Linked DNA regions of Mus musculus: region 2 is linked to region 1. A link is a contact called in ENCODE Hi-C or POLR2A ChIA-PET data. All regions are on one chromosome and are shown on one strand. Each heading gives the region's core, a stretch centred on a gene start or an enhancer-like site at or near the end of the contact. The rest is flanking DNA. Distances are from core to core; before and after follow the strand shown.

What was found. Hi-C counts contacts between places; a loop is a spot of excess contacts on that map. ChIA-PET counts read pairs that join two places held with the same protein, here RNA polymerase II (POLR2A).
Region 2: POLR2A ChIA-PET joins it to region 1 with 17 read pairs in Patski. The contact joins the promoter of Snap47 here to the enhancer-like site in region 1. A Hi-C loop is called at or near these places in 1 of 37 maps with a recorded cell type or tissue (heart). POLR2A ChIA-PET finds 5 or more read pairs at or near these places in 2 of 5 experiments (Patski and embryonic stem cell).

The regions. Positions count from the first base shown.
Region 1 is chr11:59,409,212-59,417,121 of GRCm38, reverse strand. The region is part of intron 4 of Snap47 (synaptosomal-associated protein, 47); the gene reads left to right. Among named protein-coding and RNA genes, the nearest start is that of Snap47, 37 kb to the left of the region's middle. Within about 2 kb of position 3,397, at least 1 of the 3 ENCODE cell types and tissues checked has a DNase peak (open chromatin) inside an H3K27ac peak, as active enhancers do.
Region 2 is chr11:59,446,780-59,454,689 of GRCm38, reverse strand. Snap47 (synaptosomal-associated protein, 47) reads left to right here and starts at 4,656. Exons shown (of 5, transcript NM_144521.3): 1 at 4,656-4,775. It overlaps Jmjd4 (jumonji domain containing 4), which reads right to left and starts at 4,645. Exons shown (of 6, transcript NM_178659.6): 1 at 4,178-4,645; 2 at 3,850-4,015; 3 at 1,045-1,179; 4 at 631-898. The coding sequence starts at 4,445.

The sequences.
Region 1 (7,910 bases), core at 2,148-4,647:
AAAGTCTTTCACCCAACCTGAAACCTGCCATTTTGTCTAGACTCACTAGCCAGCGAGGCCTGGAATCCATCTGTCTTTGTTCCACAGTTCTAGGGTTATGGCTATATACCTCAGTGCCCAACTTTGACATAGGTGCTGGGGATCTGGTCTCAGGTCGTCATGCTAGCATAGCAAGGCCTTTACCCACTGAGCCATCGTCTCTCCAGCCCACAACTGACATTGTAACATAAAGGGCACAAATATAGAGCTAGGTCAGAGAGGGTCTCAGAGTTTCCCATCCACTCCCAGGGACTTGGCCTATTACCCTCCAGCACATTGGTATCAGCAGCCAGGACCTCCACTGTCTTTATTGGGGTTACATTGCAGGTCATGCTTGATTGACCAGCCTATACCTGAACCTAGTACCTAATCCCCATTCCCTGAGAGGTCACAGTGGGATTGTGTGGCTACTACCCTCACCCTCCAGTCACACACAGATAGTCATTACATTGCCATAAACTCAAGTGTAGGCCCGGGTCTCATTGGTTACAAAGACAAAGATGTTCCTGTTACTTGGGAAGTCCCAAAGATCTAGATACTCCCAGGACCCAGGAACTAAGGCTACTTAGATCTTCTGATTATTTTTTTAATCTATCTATCTTTCTACTTTTATTTATTTATTTTGGGGCTCATTCTGTAACCCAAGCTAGCCTAGAATTTTCTTTGTTACCAGGTCTATTCCAAACTCATGACAGTATTCCTGTTTTTCCTTCCCAGTTATACCATTATACCCAGCTTTTAAATTCTTTGTAATACAACAAGGGTACAAAAATTTAAATTATAATATTTATCCCCCGTCTGACACTTGGTGTTTGAGACAGGGTCTCACTATATAACCGGGGCTGGCCTTCAACTCTTACAGAGATCCATCTACCTCTGCCTTCCAAGAGCTGGCACTAAAGATGTGCACCTCCTGCCCCCAATTTATCTATTATGCACTTTTCTGCTTTGTTTGGTGGTGGTTGTTGTTGTTGTTTGTGATATGCTGGCTTGGTGCTTAAAGAACACATCACTAAAAACAAGTCCCTGAAGACTTAGCCCTGCTTTTCTTGTTAGAGTTCTACCTTTTCCATCTGAAGTAGTTGGTTCATCTTGAGTTCATTTTTGCGTGTAGAATGAGGTGGCTTCCACATTGCTGGTGAACTGTTTTCCCCTTTGCATCATCTTGAAGCCCTGTCAGATGTCCACTAGCCATGGAGGTATGGGTTTCTCTCTCTCTGCTGCTTTGTTCTGGTCTATTGATCAGTGTTTTAATTACTGTAACTTTGTAGCCACCTCTGTGTGATATACCTCTGTTGTCGGTTACTTTTTAGTCTTTGAGACAGGTAGCCCAGGCTGCCCTAAAAACTCATTATGTAGCCAATATGGACCTTGGACTCCTGAGCCTCCAGCTCCCCAAGTGCTGGGGTCACATATGTGTTTACCACCACACCCAGCTCCCACTCTGTGAGAGTCACTTTGGCGTCCTAGGTCCCTTACATAAGGTTCTGAAAGTTAGCCGTTCCGTTTTGGTTTACAAACTACAGCTTGCATTTTGACCCTGCCTATACTGTCTCTGTGTCACTTTGGGAGGTTCCATGGCCAGAACAGCCTGAAGCCTTCTGACCCAGCACCTAGGGAATCTTTCTGTTTCAGCTTCTAACTTCATTAAGCAAATATTTTACGTGAATGCTACTGTTCCATTCTCTAGGATGCTGTCATAACCAGGGTGATTGTCTCGACTTCCTTTTCCAGTCCTTTGCTACTGCTACAGGAAGCTGCAGGCTTTTGTCCTGCAGCTGGTTGAGTTCATGGCTCAGACCTGGTCACCTTTTTAGCTGAGCTGTAGGTTTTTGTAGTCAGATGATAGCCTCTGCACACAGGAATCATTTGGGTGTTCCCTTTCCTGCTTCACCAGTTATTTTATTTTCTGTGTATGAGTGATTCTCCCACATATATGTCTGTGGTACTGTGTTCGGGTCCTGTTCCTTCAGAGGCCAGAAGAAGGCATCCATTCCTGAAACCAGAGCTGCAGCCAGTTGTGAGGCAACCTGTGTGCTGGGAATTGCACCCAGGTCCTCTGGAAGAGCAGCCAGTGCTCTTAACCACTGTGCCATCTCTGCAGCCCCTGCTTCACTGTTTGACCTCCATGATGTGGTTGCCCTATTGGTAGACACTCATGAGCTCTGTCACCTCTGTTCCTGAGGGCATGCTGGGCTTCATTGATGCCCTTGCTTTGTCAGTGGAAGGTCTTTTTGGTTGTGTCACTGATGTTGAGTCTTTGATTCCTCACAGAGCCCCTGCACTCTGGGATCTGTCCCATAGGGATTCAGTCTGTTTCCTGTGTTGTGTTTTCATTTTCATTTGTCTCTAAGAATTTACTAATTCCCTTTCATTGGTTGTTGCAGAGCATGCTGTTTAATTTGTAGATACCTATGAATGTTAATGGATACCACTGTGGTCAGAGAAGAAACTTATTATTTCAGTCACTGTACATTTAATGAGATTCATTCCCTGGCATATGATGTATGCTGGAGAAAGTCACTGAAGCATGGGGTATTCTACTTCACTCCTAAAATCCTGGGAATCCAAAAGTGAAGTATTTTCCCATGTTCCTCTGCTGGCCAGTAGCCACAGCCTCTAGAGTAGCTTCAGGGTGGGGCTGGCTGCTGAAGAACCAGGGCAAAATTGGAATGTGAGTACCCTTAGCCTTACCTCAGAAGACTGCCTCGGGGTTGAGTGCATCACTGATGCCCGTTGGTTTAATCACCCCGCACCCCTTCCAGACAAGGGCTGAACAATTGGAGGCTCCTGGGGCGAGTGTGCATGGAGACAATGGAAGCCCCGCCCTGTAGCCACACCTGAACTCTTCCATTTCTGGTAATTATCTTTGGTAATTACCCTCATGGTGAACCAGTCAACATAATTGTTTCCTAAGTCTGTGAACTATGAGCAAATCAGTACAACCCAAGGAGGAGCTGTAGGACCCTCCCGGTTATCCGCACTCTCGGTGTTAAAAGGGGCAGTGAGGCTACACTTACTCTTCCCCGTGTCCTCAGGTTGAGGAGTGGATTATAGTTCACTGTGTGCAGCGTGAAGGTGGCACATGCTACATCCTCACCATGTAACCAGTTGTGTTAGTATTATGATGTTACTGTCCCTGTCATGCAGCAGGGCTGTACCGAAGGCTTGGATAAGAACAGATAGTGCTTTGTGAAGCAGCGTGAGGCGCTCACATGTCAGCTAAGATTCTGGGGAGCCATGCCTCAGCACATCTTCCTTATGTCCCCCGACTTGTGTAGTCTTTATGCACACGTTTGACTCTCTTTGAGGTCACCTATGATTGAGCTGTGTAACAGTGGCCTGGGTCAGCTTTCGACCTGTGTAGTCAAGTACCACTGCTGGGCCTCAAGTGAGAGCAGCTATTTGTCACTGATGGCTACCTGCCAGATGTAGTTCTAGGCCCATAGATCCCTGAAGACCTGAGCATAGCCACTCTGCTGTCTCTAAGTTGCCTCAGGAGTGGCACAAGCAAGCCCATGCACGCCATAGAATGCAGGGACCATGAGCCTCACATCCACCCTCCCTGCCAGCCCCAGACCACCAGCAGCCCCTAGGAATGCAGCTGCTGGGCCGTGAGACCGGGTGGTCTGTGAGCTCTGTGTGTGATGGGTTGCAGCAGAGCATGCTCCTGCAGCCCCTAGGGCTTCACCGCTGTGAAAGCCAACTTTCCCTTCTTTACCTTCTCCACAACATGTTAATGGCTCAACTGGAAGAACAGTTCACAGTTGCAGACAGCTTGATTTATCCCAGCTCTGTTCTTAAATGGTTGCTAATTTCTCACTGTAGGAAAATTCACAGTTACTGGGTGAGTCAGTGTAAGTACAGCTGAGAGCAGACAGCCTCGCTCATGCAGACTGTGGGTGCTCGGGTTCACAGAGTCATAGGACAGGGAGGAGCAGAGCGTCACTGCTCAGATCCTATATGAAGGTAGAAACCTGTGTGGGCACACAGAGTGTGTCCTGAGCTAGGCTGTCTTGACAGCACAGCTGTACACCACGAGGCGCTGAGACCCCTTGAGAGTATATGTGGAGACATGTCCACGTGGTCAGTGCATCTGCACCACCTCAATCAGTGCTGGTTACATACTGTGCTGTATGTAGATATTGTGCTGTGGACAATGTAGAGATGCCGAGGGGGCTGACATCTCTCTGTGTTTGCTCCTCTGGTTACCTGGTGTGACCGCGCCAGCCGGGACTGTGTTGGTGGTGCTTGTCTGAGTCCAGGCAGCCTGGTGCTGAGAGACCACTCATCACATCACCACCGAGCTGTGAGCTCTGGTCCAGAGAAGCCTTGACCCTTGGGACTGTTGGGGCCAGCAAGGCTAGAAAGCCCTTCCTAAGGATTCCCTGCGAATGGCCCTCTGCAAAGTTGTGTTTGTGCTGCCCTGAGGACACAGCTGTGCGGGCCCTCCTTCCTGAACTTACAAGTTTCTCCACTTCTGCCTGGTTCCTGCCTGAGCCACCTGGAGTTCCCCTCTCCTACCACAGACACTAAGAGGAGCTGATGTGACCCCGACACAACAGCTGCCGACTGTTGTATTGTAGCCATAGCTTCTCTGGGAGAAGAACCCTCAGTTTCCCAAACTTTCCCAGACACAGGCTTGCACATGGTTGTGTCCTGCCTGTCTAGCAGGGGCTGAGCATCCACGCAGGTGAGGCTGCCTGGTTACCGTGTTGTTTGTTGAGTGTCAAGGACTTGTGGGAATGTCCACTCGGGTCTGGTCTTTGACGCACAGCCAGTCAGGGCTCATCAAGGGGCCCCCAGGGTATGTCAGAGGCTGGCAGCAATATGTGCTGATGACTAGACAGCTTGTCATCCTGAGCCACAGAGGGAACAACTGTTTCTAAGGTTTGGCCAGACTTCACGAGCTCCATTCTTTCCGTCCCCTGTTATATGGAATGTACATGGTGCTATTTAATTACTTCAATCCCTCTCTTAAAGAGAAAAGGCTACCAGTATTCTAGAGGTATTAGTGCTTGGAAGGTTAGCTCAGTGATTTTCTTTGTCTGCAGGCCTAGTAGCTGTTGGATGTCTTTTCAGTATGGCTTCTCAGTATTAATTAATTCCAAGTGCACTTTGGCAGACAGGCCAAGGGGTCTTAGCAGGCTATTTGGAATCAGTTCTATTTTTAAGACTTTTAAAATGGTGAGACTTTTTCCAAATCAAAGGTTGAATAGCAACCAGCCTTTATTTGAGTATTTGTATAATATAATGTTAAAACTTGGATAGGCAATCAGTTGTTTGTGCCATGGATTATTTATGTGTGATATTAGGCAAAGGTCACAGAATACAGTGTCTTGCTCTTTTGATTTGGTTTTGCTTTTGTTGTTTTGGGAGGGTTGTTTTGTTTTGTTTTGAGAAGGTCTTATGTAGTTTAGCCAAGATGACCTTGAATTTCTGGTCTTCTATCTTCTACTTACCAAGTGCTGAGATAACAGGCAGACATCACCACACCCTATTTCTATAATTCTGGGGTCTGAGCTTCAACTTTGCTGTATCCTCAGCCCATACATAGTCTTCCTTTGGCTACACTTTCACTGTGCACAAGGAAGAGCCAATTGATTGAGCTTTTCAGGAAGATGACAGAGGAAATGCAGTCTCACAGGATTATCATAGAGTGCACTCAAGGTCTGTGGCCTCTTGGTCCTGTTTCATATGGCTAGTATTCATGTTTGTCCTGGCTGAGATGTTTGTTAAGCCTGCTTTTCACACTGACAGATTAGGACTTCTGTATTGGGTATATTATACTTAACTAATCCTGACTCTCATTTGTTTACTTTTTGAAATATATTTTGGATATATTCACGTCTCACTCCTCAGTGTGTGGGTGGCTGTTTAAAACCTCTTGGTTTCTTCCTGTCCTGCAGCTTGGTGGCCACTCCAGGCTCTGAGGGCTGGTGTGGGTCCTGCAGCCCAGCATCCAGTTTGTGACTGTGCTTCCTCCAGGCCCAGATGAGGTCCTTGCTCTGTTTTCAGGGACATGCGATTTCTCACAGTGCCCTGGTGCTGTGACTGAGTCATCTGCCCATGGCAATGAACACTAGGCTAGTGGTTATGTCTCTTGTAACTGGCTCAGACTGAATCTAGGGAGCCCCAGAGCTCATGGCCAGTGCTCAGCTCTTCTGGACCTTATTCTAAAAAAGAGTTTGAGGTAACAGGTGAACAGTTTCTAAAATGAAGTTCTGGGAGTGGCATTGGGGGTGGGGGAGTCTATATTTCAAGCTTTTGTTTATCCAAAAGAGGAAAAAGTACACAACAGGAAACAAAACTGGGAGTGTCCTTTCATCGCGTATTTTGAGTTCTCACACAAGCATGTGGATGTAGTAATGAAATCCAGCCCACATGGGCTGAGCGTCCCTTTTCTGAAGCATTCAGGACTGTGCTGGTTTGGGCTTGTTTAGGATTTTTAAATCTTTCCGACAAGTGATAGCGCCTCCGGCCAGCACCCAGGCTAAATAAGCATGGACTCCACTTGTCTGCTGAGTACCTCTGACATGCACCTGAAGATGGTCTCAGAGGACACTTAGCGTGGACCTGCATTCTGGAGAGTTTGGTTTTGTTAAGTTTTTGTTTGTGTTGTTTTGTGTAATCCAGGCCAGACTCAAACTCTGTATGTCTCTGAGACTGACCTTGAACTCCTGGTCTTCTTGCCTCTACCTTCCAGGTCCTGGGATTGTATATGTGCCCCTCCATGTCTGATTGGAGTTTTGATGTGGCCTGTCCTGTGGGCTCACGGGTTGTGTTCAGCAGCAGTGTTTCATCAGCTCAGAAAGTCTCAGATTTGGGACTTGGGGGTAAGAATGCTAGCTTGTCAGGCTAACCTGAGGAATGGTAGTTTGAGTCACAGACAGCTTTTATTTTCTTCTTTAATTCTCTTCTTTCTTATAAGCATGGTTCTTCTTAAACACAGACAAGATAAACGGTTGTATCAATCAAGTGAGCCAGTGCCCGAGGGGCTACAGGATCCACACATAGCACAGCTGGAAACTGGTGCCCAAGTTCTGGCAGGACTTGTCCCCCAGCCTTCAAAGTGGTCATGGTCTAAAGGTATTTCTGTTTCAGACAGACACATGTACCTTAGGGACAAGGATGCTGGCTGAGAACTGCAGTACCGGCACATCAGTGTTCATGCCTCCTGGAAAGGCATGCGCTCTTATGGGACCCATGTGTGCACAGGCCCAGAGACTGTAGAGAGGCATAGCCAGGGCTCATGTGTGACCTGACTGTGGGAGGCTAGGAGGCTTGTCAGATGACATAACTGATAGGCAAGTGGGCGACACAGACAAGATAACCTTCCCACCACAGTGGGCAGGCGGGCAGGAGAGAAGGGTGGGGCTGGGTGTTAGGGATTTGTTTCCTTGTTTCAGTCTGCTGTCTGGTGTCAGCAAGTCTAGGAGATGGAAAAGACTACTGTATGATGTCATCACCCATCCCAGTGCTCACTGTCCCCACTGTGTGCTTTCCAGAGTTCCAACCGGCTCCTGGGGAACAGATCTAGAACTGCAGGCAGCCATCATAAACTGTCTCGTGATGGCAGTGTTCATGGGGAGACACGGGCTGTCTGAAGAGGAAACTCGTTTGGTGGCCCTAGCACAGGCCTTTGCAGTTTGCAGTTTATCTTGTGTCTCTAGCTATTGGGAAAGAGCTTAGGCCCTACGTCCTGGCATTTCCTGCTTGTGTTGTCTGTTGTTAGTCAGATGCAGAGTTCTTGACCAGGTCTCTAAGCTAGTGGAAATGCCACCCGATGAGCAAGGGTACCTTTGTGAATTAGAACTGAGCACTTAGTGTGTCACCATGGCGCCAGCTGGGTGCAGATAGAGCAGTTGGGC
Region 2 (7,910 bases), core at 3,407-5,906, 36 kb before region 1:
GGCTAGCCTTGAACTCATAATGAGCAATTGTCTACATGCCTGTGGACATGTCTGTGGGGAGACTGTCTTAACTGATGTGGGAAAACCTACCTCATTGTGTGTAGTACCATTCCCTAGGCAGAGGATCCTAAACCGTGTAAGACTAGAGAAACTGAGTGGAGAGGTAAATCAAGAAGTAAATCTTCATGCATTCATTCCTCTAATCTTCACTATGGATGTGATGTGACTGGTCATTTTCAAGTTCCTGCCTTGACTTCCCCACAATGATAAACTGTAACCTGGAATAAACACTTTTCTCCCCTAAGTTGCTTTTCATTAGAGTACTTTATCACAGCAATGAAGAATAGTAGGCAAAGGTAGAAAACAGACTCTCAGATACTATAGCAGGAAATGTGGATGGGGGATGAGGGATGAGGGAAAGAACTTCATAGGCCATGGCAGGAGCCAGGTTAACATAGGGCAAGGGGATACGTTCTCAATAGTCTCATCTGTGGCTTCTGTACCTTATATCCAGCCTTCACAGAGGAGTAATACTGCCCTCTTTAATGATACAGAGGCAGCTAGAGTGGGAAAGGCAGGGAGGGAGAGGGAGGGAGCATGGCAGAAGCAAGGTCATGTGCACAGTCTTACCAGGTTGTACACTTGATGGTGCCACCCGCTGGGCACAAACACCATCTCACCAGGCTCCTGTATGACTTCAATGGGAAGGCTGTGGTGCTGGATCTTGGGATACAGGTGGGTGTCCAGGAGCTCAGTGGAAGTCACATCATAGGGCAGGTTACCATGGCAGTCCCGGAGGGCTTCCTCCTCGCCTGGCGGGAAGAACAACCATTTCTTCTTCCCACAGATGTTGACTGACCAGCTGAAGGAGCGGAAGATGTCTGCATGGAAGGGAGACCTACAGCAAGGGCTTTTGGTTTGTGTCTTGTGGAGTTCTGCAGGGAGCCTGTTTACTTATTTTTGATAGGACTCTAGGCAAATACCCCAGATAGCCACACCTCCCATCTCACCTTCACCAGGTATCCGTGTCCCTTCTGTTCTTACCAGGTGCCCCTGGGGCCTGCATAGACAAAACGATAGTCATCCACATTGAGGACGTCCCAGAACTCATTCAGCCAGTCTGACGAGAAGTACACGGGCAGGGTGAATATGTCTTCCAAGTCATTCACCAAGGAGTCTCTGTGGAGAGCACAGGAGCTAGCACAGGAGTCCACTCTTTACCCCACCCAAGCAGGTGCACCCCCATCTAAGAGGGCCACCTAAAATCACCCAGTGCTAGTGGACTTGCTCAGTTCAGAATGCTGAAGATGACTCTGGGGACACCCCAGCTTAACCACCCCACTTAGGCAGTAGTCACTGAGCCTCAGAGCACATGGTGAGCATCAGTCCAGGGAGCTACAGGCCTCCCCCTTTTCTTCACCAACACTTCAGAGCCTAATGGTACCTGGCATCTGCAGGCTGCAGCCCCAAGTGTGAGAGTCTCAAAACCCATCAATGGGCCTCCAAATGATGGATTACACTAACACCATCCTTAAGGGAGATTCTGGGAAAAAAACTTCTAGATTCATCTGCCTATAACTCCCAACAAAAGACAGAGATGGCCAGAACCCTAGTAGCAACAAATTATCTGTAGGTCCCCAAACATCAGGATCCTTTGCCTTTGCACATGTAGCAAACTCATTCATCTTTTAAATTCTCAGGTATGGCTTCCTCTGCGGCCTCCTGATTATGCAATGCTACGCCTTCTGCCCTTTCTGGCTTCAGGTTCTAGACAAAAGTACAGTCAAACACTATTTCAAATGGACAATTTTCTAGCATAAATATGCCAGTGTAATATTTGGTAAATACTTATACCAGCAGCATCAAAGCAAGCAAACAAAAAAGACCAAAAAGCTGGGTGTGGTGGCGCACGCTTTTAATCTCAGCACTCGGGAGGCAGAGGCAGGTGGATTTCTGAGTTCGAGGCCAGCCTGGTCTACAGAGTGAGTTCCAGGACAGCCAGGGCTATAAAGAGAAACCCTGTCTTGAAAAACCAAAAAAAAAAAAAAAAAAAAGTTTACCTAAAATTCCAAGCTACTACACACAACAGTATTAGGGCCTGTGTTAAGGTTTGCTCTGTTGCTAAAGTCTGTACCCTAAGGTCTAGACCTAGGAGTGAATTCTCAGTTACCAGCTCTTGTTGTGCAAACCTTGTTCCTTAATTTAAAACTATTGATTAAATAAAAATGGCTATGGCCAATTACTGGAGAAATTAGAGGTAGGCAGGGGTGGGAGGGTTTAGTTACCTGGTTGAGCATGAGAAAAAAGGAAAGAACGAGGAGGTGAGGAGAAGGCGCCATGAGAGATGGCCCTTGAGCACATGGCCGGGGGAAACATCACGCACTTGGGGAACACCACTGGGGGTGTAGCCAGGCCACGGTTAGAAAAGTAGAACAGGGGTTTCCCCCAGCAATTATCAAAGCTAAATAAAAAAACCACAGTCTGAGTATCATTTATTTGTACACTAGTGGGGATAAGCTTAAATTGGTTGTACTACAGGCCTGTGAGTCTGTTTCTGCCACGATGAGATCCAGGACGTGTGTCTGGTCACACTTTACCCAGCTCCTGCTCTGGGCCCACAGAAGTAGCATGGCAGGGTAGCTGGAAGCTGGTGTTTCTCTTGCATCTGGTCAGTTATGGGAACTGCAGGGGCCTGAATTCCATCCCACTCTACAGTTCAGAGCCTTATTGCGCACACAAATGATACAGGAATTCAACTGTTCATTGGTTCACTCAATGTTACACTGTGCCTTTTGCTGGGGGTCTGAGTACAATGGTCTGTACTTGTGAAAGGGACGTCAGGTAGAGGAAAACACACAGTCGCAGGGTCACCATGGAAAAGGGTAATGCTCTTCCCAAAGAGAGCATCACGTGAGCTGGGTCTTAGGGACAGCCCAAACTCCTGAGATGTAGGGAGCGCCTCGGCTTATGATGGCCTTACGTACTGACATGTCCAAGCTGAAAATACCATAAATGTCAAAACATACTAACAGTATGTGTTTATATGCTCACAACCTTAGCATTCCCAGTTCCAAAAGGAAAACACAACAGTGTGCCTAAGTGCATGACTACCGTAGCTTAGCACAGCAACAGAGCACACTGTAAAGGTGTGATCATTTTAGTAGATCCGGGGGTTTAGATGGAGGTTATGGCTTCTTGACCCTGTCCATCATTGAGAGAGAAGGGTGGGAGATGAACAGACCATATATAGCTAGCCTGGGAAGACACCATAATTCAAATTTTGAAGTAGTTTCTACTGACTGCAATGCATTCTTGCTCCAGCAAGACGTCAAAAATCTCCTAAGTAAAGCTGTCACAAGATGCTGTGTGAGAAAAGTGGAAGCTGATAAGGGAGAGTATTGAATGTGTCTTTAAAGAGTAAAGGGGTTTCCAAAGTGGGACAAGAGTGGTTGCGGAAAGGTCACTTGTCCCTTTAGAGAGCTTAGAATGGCCCAGGGGATGGCAAGAATCCCCAGAGCAATCGTAGAAGGAACAAGCGTCCTCTCAGTGGGGTTGCAGAGAGGACAGCCCCAGAGGATCTGAGATACCAGCTCAAAAATACAGAAGAGGAAGGAGACACCAGGCCGCCTGTACCCATACAAGATGTACGAAAGACTTACCTTCCCCATAATAGTCTACCTGGCTCGCTATGTTGATCTCCCCACATCTTCGCATCAGTTCTGTGATACACATTAGAACTCTGCTGTAGAGGTAGCCCCTCTGAGTGCAGTGGGCGTGCTCCACCTGGACTGGCTGCACTAGCTGCTTAGGGTAAGTGCCCAATGGCCATGCGCCGTCCTGTCTTATTACCTGCACAGATGCCAGTCCTTGAGGTAGAGGCAGCCCCGCGAAGAGGAGTAACTCCCTTGGATGTAGTCCTTCCAGTAACTGATATAGTCGCGGAAGGACATGTGCTCCTTGGGGTTTGAATTGTATTCTCGCACTCCACAGTTGGCAACCGGTACAACCGCGTCTCCTGCAGCGAGAGAGTCAGCACAGAAATGGCAGAGTCATACACGTAGTTCACCATCTTGGGGTCCGGCCACCCTCTGGCCGAATTATCCAGACTCCACTAGTCTGTCCGGCCCCGGCCGCCCTCCCATGCCGGGGTCTATACCTCCCGTCTGCGCCCTCCTACCATACTTCTGCTGCAGATACTCGAAGTCAGGCTTTCCCTCCGAGGTCACCCAGCGCCGCCTGCTGCCCCAGCCCTCGGTGAAGGCGCTAGAAAACACGCAGGGCAGGTTAGGCAGCAGGAAGCCCTTCACGAAGTCAGCATAGGAGAAGGCGTTCGGGGTCTGAATGAAGGTCACGCCGCTGGGTGTGGGGCCGCCACCGCCGCTAGGGACTGGGTCTCGGAGGTCCCGGTAGTACCGCTCGGCAAAGGTGCGTGTCTCCCGATCCATCCACCGGGAAACCTGACCCCAGAGGCCCAGTCCGGCTTCTCGCTACACCCCAAATAGGGACCGGAGGCTGAGAAACCCCCTAAAATCAGCTCGGAGTGGTAACCACAGAGAAAGAGCCCGGAACGAAAAGCCACAGGTGCGACATTCCAGCAGGAACGCGGGCCTTGGGGCTCCCAGGGTGTGCGCGTGCGCGCCTACGCGGCCCCGCCCTCTCGCGCAGGCGTACAAGCGCTCGCCGAGTGGCTGACCTGCTCCCCAGCTGCTGGCGTCTCTGTCTGGTGGTCCAGTGGAGCGTGCCATTGCGTCTTCTGCGTGCTCCTCTTGCCTCAGGTGAGCTGCTACCGCGCAGCTAGCCAGTACCGGAGCCCGCCACCGACACAGGAGATGAACATCAGTCTCAAACCTCAAAGGATGACTGGGTCCTGAGAGGATGCTGGGGCGCAGAGCGGGCGGTCAGGATCCGCGGGGGGTGGGGCGGCGGGGTGGGGGTGGGGCGGCGGGTGGGGGTGGGGCGGCGGGGTTGGGCGGCGGGGTGGGGGGTGGGGGTGATGTTCCCGAGTGTCTTGGATAGATTGTGGAGGAACCTTTTAAAGGATTGTGATGTTTCCTTAGAAATAGAACGAGGAAAAATTAAAAGGAGAAAATGAGCTTTTTTGGGGGGCGGGGGGGGGGAGATGCTGAGGTTCAGGTAGAGAGGTATGTATGCATTGGGAAGAGGGGAAGGATAGAAACGAGGCGGAGGAGGGTTGTTTGGCCAAACTCGCCTGTTGTGGCCTTTATCGTGACGCTTGTCTGGAGCTGTGTTGCGGCTAGGTCATGGTAGAGATGACAGCTCATAGAGAAATTCAAGTGACGAGAAACATCGATGCCAGGACTCGTGGTGCACGCCTATAATCCCAGTATTGGGGATGCTGAAACGGAAAGGTTCCGAGGTTCTAAGCCAAAATGAACCACAAATCATGACTTAGCTCCAAAAGAAAAAAAGCCAGGTTACAATAACAACAACAATAAAACCCCAACGCACCCAGAATTCCATTCACGTGTAATCACTAACTCTGGTATTGAGCCAGTTTTTTCCAGGTATGCATGTGTTTATACATTTTATCCCTGTTACCCCCTCCCTCTCTTCCCTCTTTTCCTGCATTGGCAGCATGTTATATTTGGAAACACCATTTTAGATTTTTTAAAATCTCCTCCTACAATTGGCCTACAATTCTTAAAATTCCTGGACAGGTTGAGTTGATAAATGCCATTTTGCATGCTAATGAGTCCAACACCATCCAACAGCCAGTAGGGTAGATTCCAGATGGAATGGCTCACTGAAAGACCTGAGTAGGATCAGAGGGTGGGGACTTTGAACCCAGCCCTCAGCTTCTAGGGCTAAAGGTTGAGTGGGTCATCAGTGGTCAGTGTCTCATCAGTCATGTCCACAGCATCCCTAGAAGACCCATTCAGAGGATCCTATGTGCTTAGGGAGGTGAGGGCTGGTTCTTCTTAGAAGTTGGTGGTTTTCTGAGTAATACGAGCTTCTAGGGGAACTCCAAACCAAGGAGGACCTCTGGAACCCTGCTTTCTAGGTGCTGGCCATCAGAGTGGTACTACAACCTGGGCTTGCATCTGCACCAATGTAGGGACATCTTGGGAGACAGAACCCCACCCTTGGGACCTAATATGATCTTGAGGCAGACATTTGTCAGAGCTGAACTGAATTAAGGACATTCTTCCTCTGGTGTTCACTGATAAGGACCCTTTTAGGGTCCCAGAATCCTGTACTGACTAGGACATGAGAGTAGAGGTAAAATATGTAGTTTGTTTTGTTTTCTGGGAAAGTATGAAACCCAGTTAGGAATTACTTCTTTGCTTGAGTATCTAAGACCATTGTCCACGAGCAAGAAAGAGGTCAGGGCCAGCAGGTAGGTATATATGCTCTCAAGAGCTCTGGGGCAGCGTAGCCTGTGGCACTGTAATGGGAACATGAGCCCTTGTGCCCTGTGTAGTTAGTGCTGTAATCCTGGTCTTCACATGATAGCTGGCCTCTGGGTGTTAGTAACAGAGCCGATTATGTGAGGCCTGGCGAGAGGCCCGAAACCCAGGTGTGTGCCCATGAAGTTGCCTCTCCTACCTCCAGCTGGGAAGTGCTGGTGATGCACATCCCCAGCCCACACAGACCTATGGAAACTGCGCATCCTGGGCAGAGCCACCCCAGAAGAAAACAGGAAAGGATTGGAATTGGCACCCTGGGGAGGGGAGGGGAGGTGGAAACACTGCACAGTCTCATTTCTCTCTCTGAATTTCTAGAGCATACCCTGCAGCAAGGCTGTGGTGTTTGCTCGAAACATCCTCAGACAGCATGCCTGAGCCTCCCAGGGTGGGGATGGGAACTTCTGAGGGAGTGGAAAGAGGGTCTGCTACAGAGCAGGAGGGCAGGTAATGGAAAAAGCCAGTCTTGCCGCCCCCGCTCGGACACACTGCCCCACTGTTCTCCCACTCAGCCTTGTAATGGGAAGGTGTGCAAAATGTTGCGTCTTCTGTTACTTTGGAAATTAACTAAAAATAGGCTGTTTACTTGCTATTGAGTTTTACTCAAGGGCACATGTGTGGTGGAAATGCTGAAAGAGACCCATTATGCCAATCCCAGTGTGTTAGGAGTCACAGTGACGTGGGCCTATTCCCCAAGAACGTCATTTATGTGAATTTGCTTGACACCCAGGGGTTGCCTGACATGACTTCCCACAGTAATTGTGTCTCTCTCACACAGGGTCCTCTCAGGGCTAACTACTCTGTACCTGTCCTGGTGAAGGCAAGTTATAACCTTACAAAGGCAGATACCACACAGAGAATTCAGGAACAGAGCATCTCTGGAGGGCCCATTCACTGTGTGTACACTGGGTGTCCATGCAGTGTGCACGAGACGCGATTCTGGGCAGGTGCCCTTTGGTGCACATGTTGAGTTGCATTGGGAAAGCTCTCAGGTCTGGAGTGCTGTGGTTGGTAGTGGGCACTAGGAAGGGTAAAGGTGCTCTTTAAGTAGAAGCTTTAAGGTAGAAAAACAATTCAGAGACAGGACAGTGAGGAGCCTTGAGATGGCTGTAAGGGAGGGGGGCAGCAGAGTGAAGCTCAGAGCCCATTAGAGTGAGCAGAGTTGGACTTGAACGGAGCCAAGCTAAAAGTGAAAAAAGAAAAAGGAGATTTATTCAGTGTGGCCACATTGGAAGAGGCACAAAGAGATCTGATGAACCACCAAGTCCTGAAGTGAGATTAAATAGAAAGCAGAAGATTTGCATACCTGAGCAGTACAGGTGTGGCCACACACACTGTTAATCCATCCTTGTCTGGACTTTAGTCTCCTTCTGTAAGGTGGTCTAAGAAGTTGTTAAAATTATGTGAAATCAAAAAACAAAACAAAACAGCTGGGTGGTGGTGGCAGCGCACGCCTTTAATCCCAGCACTTGGCAGGCAGAGGCA